Linked DNA regions of Homo sapiens: all the other regions are linked to region 3. Evidence: chromatin contacts called from ENCODE Hi-C or POLR2A ChIA-PET data. All regions are on one chromosome and are shown on one strand. The core of a region is the stretch at or near the end of the contact, and the rest is flanking DNA. Distances in the headings are between cores, read along the strand shown.

Region 1 (2,973 bases), core at 277-2,776, 120 kb before region 3:
GAAGAGAAATGACTTATCAAGGTCACGTGGTTAATTAAATAGAAGGTGGGGCGGGGAACTCAGTCTGGCACTTTATGTAAGAACTGTGTTTTAATAAGGGTCATCAACCCAAGGCCTTGGTGATGATGAGGACCTCAGGCTCATGACAAAACTGGGCAGGGAGATATATTTGGAAAGGGAGATTTTAATGTGGAAACGGCTTACAGATTTGTGAGGCTCTGAGGCCCTAAAATACAGCAGGTGTCACTTAACCTGTTCTGGCACATCCTACTTGCCAGGCCCTGTGCTGGGGCCTTTGCTGTACCTGTTCTGTTCTGTGTCACTGAAATTCTGAAGAAGGATATGGATCCATGCCATGTCTATAGAGGACCATGAAGCTCAGCCATGTGATCTGTCCAAGGCCAGAGCTGGTAGCACTGAAACTCAAATTCAGCATTGGCCACCTCTGGGAGGGCAGGGTCCTCTTCCATCCTGCTCTGGCCAGTGGGAGGGACACCCCATGTGGAGAAGGCCTGCCCCAGGCCTTGGCCTCTAGGAAGGACGAGCGGGAAGCAGCGTCCCCAGAGACATATAGACAAGCAGCTGGGTCTCACAAACTCTGGCCAAGCCCTTGTACTGCGCAGAAATCGCAGGCACTGTCGCTGAACCAGTCCTCAGAAATCAGTAAAGCCCTGGGTTTCTCAATCCAGGTGGCGGCCTCAGCACGGAGCCATGGGGTAGCGGGGCATCTTCTCAGACCATCAATTCTACTTGGAGATGTAGGGAAGAAAACAATTTAAAAATTCCTAAAGTAAGTTCTGATACATGCTATAGCATAAGAATGTTTAAAACTCAAAGAAATTCATTGACTCTTCTCTGTGGAAAAGCTTAAGAAGTTTTGAGTTAATCCAACCCTCCCACAAAGCAGAAAGATAGTAGAGTCTGAGGCATCAGGTGACTTGCTCAAGTTCCCATGATCCATCAGCTCACAGGACCTGGACTCAGGCTTGGAAACCAGCGGCTTTGTGGTCAGGAAGCCCTGGATTCCAGTCCAAGCTCTGCTGCTGTGTAACTGTGCTGTTTTGGCTTGATCAATTCCTTTCTCCATGCCTTAGCTTCTTCACCAGTAAAATGGGGCAGCTGTCTTGGCAGCTATAGGGATTCCTGGGCCCACCATAAATGCCCGCCTCCCTGTCTGCCTCTTTCCCTACAAACAGGGTAAAGAAACCTATGGAGAGAAAACTCCCACATCAGCACTCACATCCCCAAGAGGGTAGATTCTAAAATCTTTTCTCCGTTGGTAATGAACCATGGCGCCATTAGACCACAACATTTCACGTAGTTTCTGAAATCATCATCCATATGAAGATATTGTGCTTGGAATCATCTCACAGTCACCGGAAGGCTGAATTCCCTCGGCCACCCACTGCTTTTTGCGGAGGAAACAGAAATGTCTGAAAATAGAACGTGAATCGATGCCCCCGACTTGCTGCCGCAAAGTGTGGCAAAGCCCAAGGAGCCCGCGCCGCCTCTGCCCCTGCATGGCCCCAGACGGCTGGGGGTTTCCGGGCAGCCTGGAGTAGGATTTCAACATCTCAAGCTGGAGGTCACGTGCACAGAGCAGCCGGTGGCAAACGGGGAACTCCAGGAAGCCAGGCTGTTTCAGAGAAGTACTTGGAGCTGGGGGGCATTTAGGCAGGAGCCGAGTGAGGTCAGAGGGTCGGTGGCAGCCGTAGGCCTAACTTGCCAGAGAGGGAGGCCCAGTCTCAGTGGGTCACTCCTTCCAGGAGCAGAGGAACAGCGTGACAGCCCAGTGGCGGCCAAGTGACCGCCCACAGAGCACTGGGCACCCACAACTCTCTTTGCAGATGGGAACACCGAGACTCAGGGAGGGTGAGTAATGTGCCCCCAGGAGTTACCCAGCTCAGCAGAGAAAAAATTGGGGTTGCCCCCACCCCCTCTGCCTCTCTTGGAAGGAAGTCTTGGCTTCCTCAGGCGCTCCTTCCACTCCACCCACTGTACCCACCCACCTAACATCTACCAAGCATGTCTCAACCCCAGACTCCCAGTATCATCTTGTCTGCTTCCAGATAACCCTGTAAGACAGGCAGGGTAATCATGCCCACTTCACAGATGAGAAAAACTGAGGCTCTCAGAGACCATGTGACTTGTTTAAGGCAGAGGCTCAAGTCCAGGCTGTCTGGCCCACCTCCCCAGTGTGCTTCAGAAGAGAGCACTAGTAACAGCACAGTGGCCATGACATTCCTACATGACAGCATCTCAGCATTTCCAAAGTGTTTTCACTGCCACCCTAGCACCCAGCCACAAACAGCCCTTTCCTACCCACAACCACGGCATAACCAGGAAGTTGTCTATCCCCATTTTAGAGATGAGAAAATGGGATGAGAGGGTTGAAGTAACTTGCCCAAAGTCACACAGCTAAGAAGTGGCAGATCCAGGACTCAAACCTAAGTCCTCCAGGTCTCCCCATACTCAACCTACCCATCCACATTGCTGGCCAGTGGACGGGATGAAGATGTGGGCGCTGGCAATGGTGTGGCCACTGCCTCCCCGGCCACCACCAATGCTCTGGGCCCTAAGGCCCTGCACCCCTTTTCTCTGATGACCACTCAGTCTCCAAGGCCATCCTGAAAGCAGCTTATTGCAAGACCTGCTGGAGGCTGGGCAGCCAGAGAGTGGATGAGTTAATGTAGGTGGGACAGGACACCCCTGGCTTCTCTGCCGCTCTTCTATTGCCTATACACAGCTGCACCATGCAAACCTGGTGTGATTGGGCGAGGAGGGAACAGACACTGGGAAGCCCAAAGGTTCTGGAATGACATTGCCTGCTTTTCTCTCCAGTGCTGTCAGGGCAAGCCCATGACAGCAGTTTTGGGTGCAAAGAGTGGGGAAGAAGGTAAAAACTGCCATATACAGAGAGGCTGGCTCTGGGGCATGTGTCCTTCATATTTATTCTACAAACGTTTAATAAAC
Region 2 (3,342 bases), core at 614-3,113, 79 kb before region 3:
CCTTACCCAGCTCCATAATTGCTGCTGAAATGAAATAAGTCCATCACATCCAAATGGCTCCTGGGTCCTGTCTATTCTACTTCCTAAAGGGCTCTTGAAATGGCTGCCTCTTTTCTAGCCAACTGCCATAGTTCAGACGCTCTTTCTCACTAGACTGAGGCAACAATCTCCCTCTGGCCTTCTAGCTGGAGTCTTTCTCACTTGAAGACCATCTTCCATATGGCCACAGAAGGAGCTCTTCTGCCTTCTAAAGGCTCCTGAAAACCCTACCATGGTTTCCCAGGGTCAATGGGATAGAGAAAGGTGTTCTGGCTCTTAATGATGGGCCCCATATCCACTGCTCCTCAATACGCCTCCTTGACTGTAGCCAGGCCTAGCTACTTGCAGGCTTGGAAGAAACCAAGATTTTCTTGCCTCTGAGCATTTGCACATGTTATTTCTTTTGCTGCCATGTCCTTCTGTCACTTGTCGCTCTTCAAGTCTCAGCTCTCCTGTCACCTCCTGCTGTTCTAAGGTGTCTCTCCTCTGCTCCCAGGTGATCTCTATGCATTATAAGGAGTCAGCCTTCCACCCATACCAGAAACCCCTCAAAAGCAAAGAATGTTCTAGGCACTGGGAAATGCCCAGGATGGAGAAGAGTGTGACACAATAGTCAAAAGGCAAGAACAACCCAGGCGTCCAACCTTTGATGGATGAATCGTTCAACCAAATGTGGCATGGATATATGCACACTCCAGATAGCACTCAACCTTGAAAAGGAAGGAACTTCTGACATGTGCTACAACATGTGTGAATCTTGAAGATATTATGTTAAGAGAAATACGCCAGTCACAAAAGAAGGACAAATACTGTATAACTCCACTTATGTGAGGTACCTAGAGTAGTCAAATTCATAGAGACAGAGAGCAGAATGGTGATTGCCAGGGGCTGTGGGCAGAAGGGAAAGGGAATCACTGTTTCATGGGTACAGGGTTTCAGTTTGGAGAGGCAAAATAAGTTCTGGAGCTGGAGGGTGGTGATGGTCACATAATGATGTGAATATGCCACTGTAATGTATGCTTAAAAATGGCTAAATGGGGCCGGGCATGGTGGCTTACACCTGTAATCCCAGCACTTTCGGAAGCCAAGGCGGGTGGATCACGAGGTCAGGAGTTCAAGACAAGCCTGGCCAACATGGTGAAACCCTGTCTCTACTAAAAATACAAAAATTAGCTGGGCGTGGTGGTGGGCACCTGTAATCCCAGCTATTCGGGAGGCTGAGGCAGGAGAATCACTTGAACCGGGGAGGTGGAGATTGCAGTGAGCTGAGACCAAGCCATTGCACTCCAGCCTGGGCAACAGAGCAAGACTCCATCTCAAAAAAAAAAAAAAAAGGCTAAATAGTAACATTTTAATGCATACCACAATTTTACAAAAAGAAAAGTGACTACAGAGGAGTTTAAGACCACAATATAATGAATGAATGAAGGAGGAGTTAAGCAAGGAAAATCTTAGGAGATGATGTGACCAGGTCAGAACGGAGGAGCCTGGAGGCTGGGGTGGGGGCCACAACACCTCACTCCCCCCACACTCCCTGTCAATGTCACTCCTTTTCAGATCAGCAGCGGGGCTTCAGGGTGCCAGGGCTGTGGTTTTCAAACCTGGAAACCAAACCAGGTTCCAGGGCTCCTGGGTTCCTCCCAAAACAAAAGGAATCTTTGGGGATGCAGCTGACTCTGGTGGGTGTTTGTCCTCAGGGCCCCTGCTAAGTTCTCCTGGGAACCGAGTACAGAGTCACCAATGGGACAGAATCACAGGAGAAAAGGAGAAACATGGTAAGCCCTTGGCAGAAGCTGGCACGGACTAGATTGTTGTCGGGTGTGGGTGTTGGGGCCAGGAGGAGCAGTGAGAAGCCACAGGAGGAAGGCTGGCAGAGAGGATTCATTCCGTATTCATTCCCCTAGTGAGCCACACGCTTCGGAAGGATCACATTAAAGAGATGAATCACACACTGACTCAAAGAGAGGGGGTGGCACGGTTGTAAATCAGAGGAATGGCTTTTATTTGTCAGAATGCTACAATAAATAACCTCTCCGTGTGCCACTTAACAAAAGGAGAGTGGGAGGGAGGGAAGCAATGTGGCATAGGCCGGAGGGCTCGCAGGGTGATGGGAGGGATGCGGGCAACCTCACAGCTACCAGGGCCCTTCAGGACACTCTTGCCAGTCACTAGATACTCTGTGCTCCTTCACACACACACAGAGACACACACACTCGCATAGATCATCTTTCCCTCAAACTTTCTGAGAGCACCAGCTTTATTTTATACATACAGGAGATGTCTTGCTGGAGATGACATTCGTGGGTATTACTTTTTCAGAATGAAGGGGCCAGAAAATCACCCAGGGCCCCTCGAGGGCTGAACCCCGCTCAGAAAGGGAGAAAGGTAAGGCTGCTCCCTAGAATCAATGAAGTTGCTGTTCTGGCAATGGTCTGTTAGGACAAGTGGTCATGCAGCAAAATCATGGAAGGAAACTCTTCCAAAAAGGGTGCAGCAGGGTGGCGGTATTATCTATTGTCCATTTTCTTGGGGTGGATTTAGAATCAGACTTCTTGGGTCGCCAGGAGTAAAAGTAAAACGCTTTAAAAGTAAAAAGCTGCCTGGCTCTGCAGGGAGTAGGTAGGGAAGAAGGATGGGAATTCTGGGTTTGCAGAGGGGCAGACAGGCACATGACAATCAGGCAGGAGGGAGGCAGCTGTGCTTCCAGGGAGAGCAGGGTTCCTGGGGGAAGCCCAGGGTCCCACCTCCCCTGCCCTAGAGCAGGGCTACAGGATATGGAAGCCACTAGCCACTTGTGGCTATTGAAATGTGGCTAGGCCATATTGTAAGGTTTAAGCACATACTTTATTTTTAACATGTAGTATGAAAAAATAAAGAATGTAAAATCTGTTATTAATTTTTTTAATATTGGCTACATGTTGAAATAACCTTTTGGATATGTTGTGTTAAAGAAAATAAGCTATTAAAATTAGTTTCAACTGTTTCTCTTTGCTTTTTTAAATGTGGCTACCAGAACATTTAAAATCACACGTGTGGTTCACATTTGTGGCTTGCATTATATTTCTACTGGACAGCATTGCTCCAGAGGAGTCCTGGGACCCAGAACAGGGAGAGCAATTGCTCTTGACTTGCTGCTTTTATACCTAGGTGAGTGGGGAGCTTACACTTATGCACTCAGGGATATTTTGGGATACAGGAGCAACACCCCAAACTGTGAGGGGCTGGGGCAGGCAAGCTGGTTACACACCCCATGGGACGGAGGCTGGAGAGTTTCCATGACTTACTCAAGTAAATTAAGGAGAA
Region 3 (3,168 bases), core at 134-2,633:
TCAGATTGAGGCAAAGCCAGGACTAGGTTCTTGGCAACGTGATTAAAATCCCGAACTACGAGGGAGGAGAGGCCTTGCTGCCAGCCCCTCAGCACACTCGAGCCAGGGCACTGGAGGTGGGTGGTGGTTAAAAGCTGTGTGCCATTCACAGCCTATAGCACTGCCTGTGTCCGTCAGTATGGGCAGAATGGCTAATGACTCCAAATAAAACTCCTACACCATGCTCCATCTGGGGACCATGTTATAGCTGAATACACAAAGTCACTTTGTAGCTTGCCCGATAAGTCCACTTTAATTCCTCCAAAATAATTCATGGAGGCCTGTGAGCACACTGCACCAGGCCAAGCACTAGGGTTATAAAAAAGAAATGAAAAAAGAAAAACCTAGTTGCTCTACTCTAAGGGCTTATGATTTAACCAAGGAGATGAGATTCACAATGGTAGCTGGCAATACGGTAAATCAAGGCACAAAGAATCCAGGAGTGTGTTCTGCTAGAGGCCCAAGAGGGCAGCTGGCATTTTCAGGAGGATGCAGGTCAGCCTTTATGGGAAAATGGATTGAGTTTACCTTGAAGGGTGGGGAAATTTTAGGCAGGTGGCTAAGAAGTGAGCTGGCCTCTGGGGATGTGGGGAGACTGTGAGCGCCGCATGAGACAGGCTCTGCATCCTGCACATGCTGCCTGCATTTCCAGCCCTGGGAGGAGGATTTGTGCAAGGGAGGCAGAGATGAGAGCGTTGATAGGAAGGAAGGAGGCCAGATTTCAGAGAGGTCTGAATCCCACACAGAGAAGCTTGGGCTTTCTCCAATAAGCTGCAGGGAGCAGTTGGAGACTTGTGAACAGCAGATTAACATAATTAAATAAAAACTTCAAGACTTTAGCTTTTTGTGGGGATGCAGACTAGACGAGAGGTGATGAGAACATTAGAAAGCTTTTACAGTGTAGACCAGGCTGGCCACGGTGTTGGCAACGGGAGAGAAAGAAATAGATCTGGAAGATACCACAAAGCAAATATCTAAAGGGCTTGGAAACAAATTTGGCCGGGGGGCGGATGAAGGATGAGTCAGGGGCAGTTCTGAATTTTAAAACTTGGGGGATGTGAGGTGGAGGTGGCATCGTCAGACATAAAGACACAGGTTCGAGCAGCTTTACAAGAACTTAAAAAGGCCAGACCACCCAAAGGTGGCACTGACTGGAAGCACGAGGCTACGGACAATGCTTCCTCATTTCAAAGGGGAGTTAACAAGTTAAGTGAAGTTTTATCCACCAATGAAATGGCTGTCTGTCCAAACAAATAAGCAACAAGTGTGGGCTCTGCACTCCTCTCCACCTCTCTTGCTCCTTCCGTTGATGCTCCCCTAACATTTATCTGACCATAAGCTAAGAGCAGTCATGAGAACAAGATAGAAATCCTCAGAAATCCAGAACTCTAATCCTTCCTTCTGCTGAAATACTGTAGGGCTTAGTTATTTTCACACTTATGCATATGCTTCAGTGTGTAAGAACTGAGTCATTGTTTTCTTTTCTCCTCCCCTCTCCCCTCTCTTTCCCTCCTCTTTGCCACCCAGCACCTCCTCTGCCTCCACCCCCAAGCCACTGCAAACATCCTGGCATGCATCTCTCCCCATCCATTTCTGCATGGCTGTCAACATTTCCCATTCCCTCCAAGCTTGCCTCCTGCCTCCTATTTCTTTAGACACACTGGGAGTCTAAGAAATGAACTACAGATTCAACAGGACTGTGGACCACAGATCTTGACAAAGACAGGCAGCTTGTTGTGAAAAGAGAATTGGAGGGCAGGTCAGAGACTTAGGTTTTAGGAGTCAGGCAAGGGAATCAGATAAAGATCCCTGAAAACAAGGGATATCATCACTGCCCAGCTTTACTGACGTAGAGACAAGTTTTCTCACTTGGCAGATATAGACGGAAGATAAGCAGGTTCCCTTTCAGATGGTAACCCCAAGTGCAGTGGCTCACAGCTGCAGTTATTCTGAATGGCAGCGGGAGGGAAGGAAACAATGAATGCACACACACACAAGAGCAATGCTTAAGGTGAAATGGACTTGAACAGTCTCAAATGCACACCTCCTCCAGTTCCTGGAAGGCAAGGATGAGTCAAACAGAAGTTGAATTTCACAGGCGTTCCTCCTCCACTGTCACATACGTTCCCAGACGCAGAGTCATCTGTGCACATGTCACCCAGCATCGACTGCTACCAGCAACTGCCTCCTGGGAAGTTAAGCTGCAGGGTCAGATCTGCTTCTGCTGGGGAGCTGAAAGTAAACTGCGTAAGGTGGGGGTGATCCCAGTAATGTGAGGGCAGGAAAAAGCAGAGAACGCTGGAAAAGGATGGCAGGAATTAACATGGCTCTGAAGAGAGGAGCCAAGGATCACCTGATCTGTAGAGCCTGGAATCTGCAGTTATTTCTAGTTTCCTAGACAACCCTGACTAAACTAGGAAGACATCTGAACTCCGGCTCAAAAATAATATAGGTTCTTGGAATGGGACAAAAGAAGAAAGGAAAGGGGAGGTGATACCATGTGCCAGTTCAGGGAGTGGGGACCAGACCTTCAGAGAAAGGAAGGTCTTCCCAAATGGAAGCTGAAATCCCAGTGGGCATTATGCTTTCTGTACTTTTGCATTTGTAGCCAAGAGCATGATTCTAATTCTGGTTCTCCAGCGGAGGTGCGGGCAGCACATGTGCATGAGTTCGTCAAAATTGATCTAACGGCACACATAAGATCTGTACATTTCACTGTATGTAAATTAGATCCTAGTAATTCTACCTCTCTCAATTAGTTGGTTGTGTGACCTTGGACAAGTCATTTAAATTTTTGTAGTCCAGGATTCTCCATCTGTCAAGCTGAAGCTAAGAAGCTGGCCTCTAAGTTTCTCCCTGGCTCTAAAATTTACGATTGTGAGAGCTGATTATTGCAGGAAATGAGCAAATACATCCAGATTAAGAAGGGCCGCAACTATTGATAGAAGCTAAGAAGAATTTCTGAATGGGATTAGCCATCTGCAGAAAATTCCCCCTAAATCATCCATCCTGGAATCAGACGTGGAGAGAGGTGAAGATTCCATCCTCTGCACCAAAAGGAAGTGGCAGCCCCTCCTGGCTCTGCATTTTCCCCTCCTTCCCATCCGCTCTCCCCTACAGACTCTCTAA

The links. Hi-C counts contacts between places; a loop is a spot of excess contacts on that map. ChIA-PET counts read pairs that join two places held with the same protein, here RNA polymerase II (POLR2A). Pooled maps may share reads with other maps.
Region 1: a loop to region 3 is called in a pooled map, with 5 times the contacts of the local background. The contact joins two enhancer-like sites. A Hi-C loop is called at or near these places in 2 of 168 maps with a recorded cell type or tissue (GM12878 and transverse colon), 28 of 37 single-sample maps with no recorded cell type and 15 of 50 pooled maps. POLR2A ChIA-PET finds 5 or more read pairs at or near these places in 2 of 52 experiments (GM12878 and activated naive CD4-positive, alpha-beta T cell).
Region 2: a loop to region 3 is called in a pooled map, with 4 times the contacts of the local background. The contact joins two enhancer-like sites. A Hi-C loop is called at or near these places in 6 of 50 pooled maps. POLR2A ChIA-PET finds 5 or more read pairs at or near these places in 2 of 52 experiments (WTC11 and activated CD4-positive, alpha-beta T cell).

The regions. Positions count from the first base shown.
Region 1 is chr1:41,737,650-41,740,622 of GRCh38, forward strand. The region is part of intron 1 of HIVEP3 (HIVEP zinc finger 3); the gene reads right to left. Among named protein-coding and RNA genes, the nearest start is that of HIVEP3, 180 kb to the right of the region's middle. RefSeq lists enhancers at 1,361-1,510, 1,541-1,760. Within about 2 kb of position 1,527, at least 17 of the 41 ENCODE cell types and tissues checked have a DNase peak (open chromatin) inside an H3K27ac peak, as active enhancers do.
Region 2 is chr1:41,781,375-41,784,716 of GRCh38, forward strand. The region is part of intron 1 of HIVEP3 (HIVEP zinc finger 3); the gene reads right to left. Among named protein-coding and RNA genes, the nearest start is that of HIVEP3, 140 kb to the right of the region's middle. Within about 2 kb of position 1,864, at least 2 of the 41 ENCODE cell types and tissues checked have a DNase peak (open chromatin) inside an H3K27ac peak, as active enhancers do.
Region 3 is chr1:41,860,953-41,864,120 of GRCh38, forward strand. All of the region lies in intron 1 of HIVEP3 (HIVEP zinc finger 3), which reads right to left. Among named protein-coding and RNA genes, the nearest start is that of HIVEP3, 56 kb to the right of the region's middle. Within about 2 kb of position 1,384, at least 6 of the 41 ENCODE cell types and tissues checked have a DNase peak (open chromatin) inside an H3K27ac peak, as active enhancers do.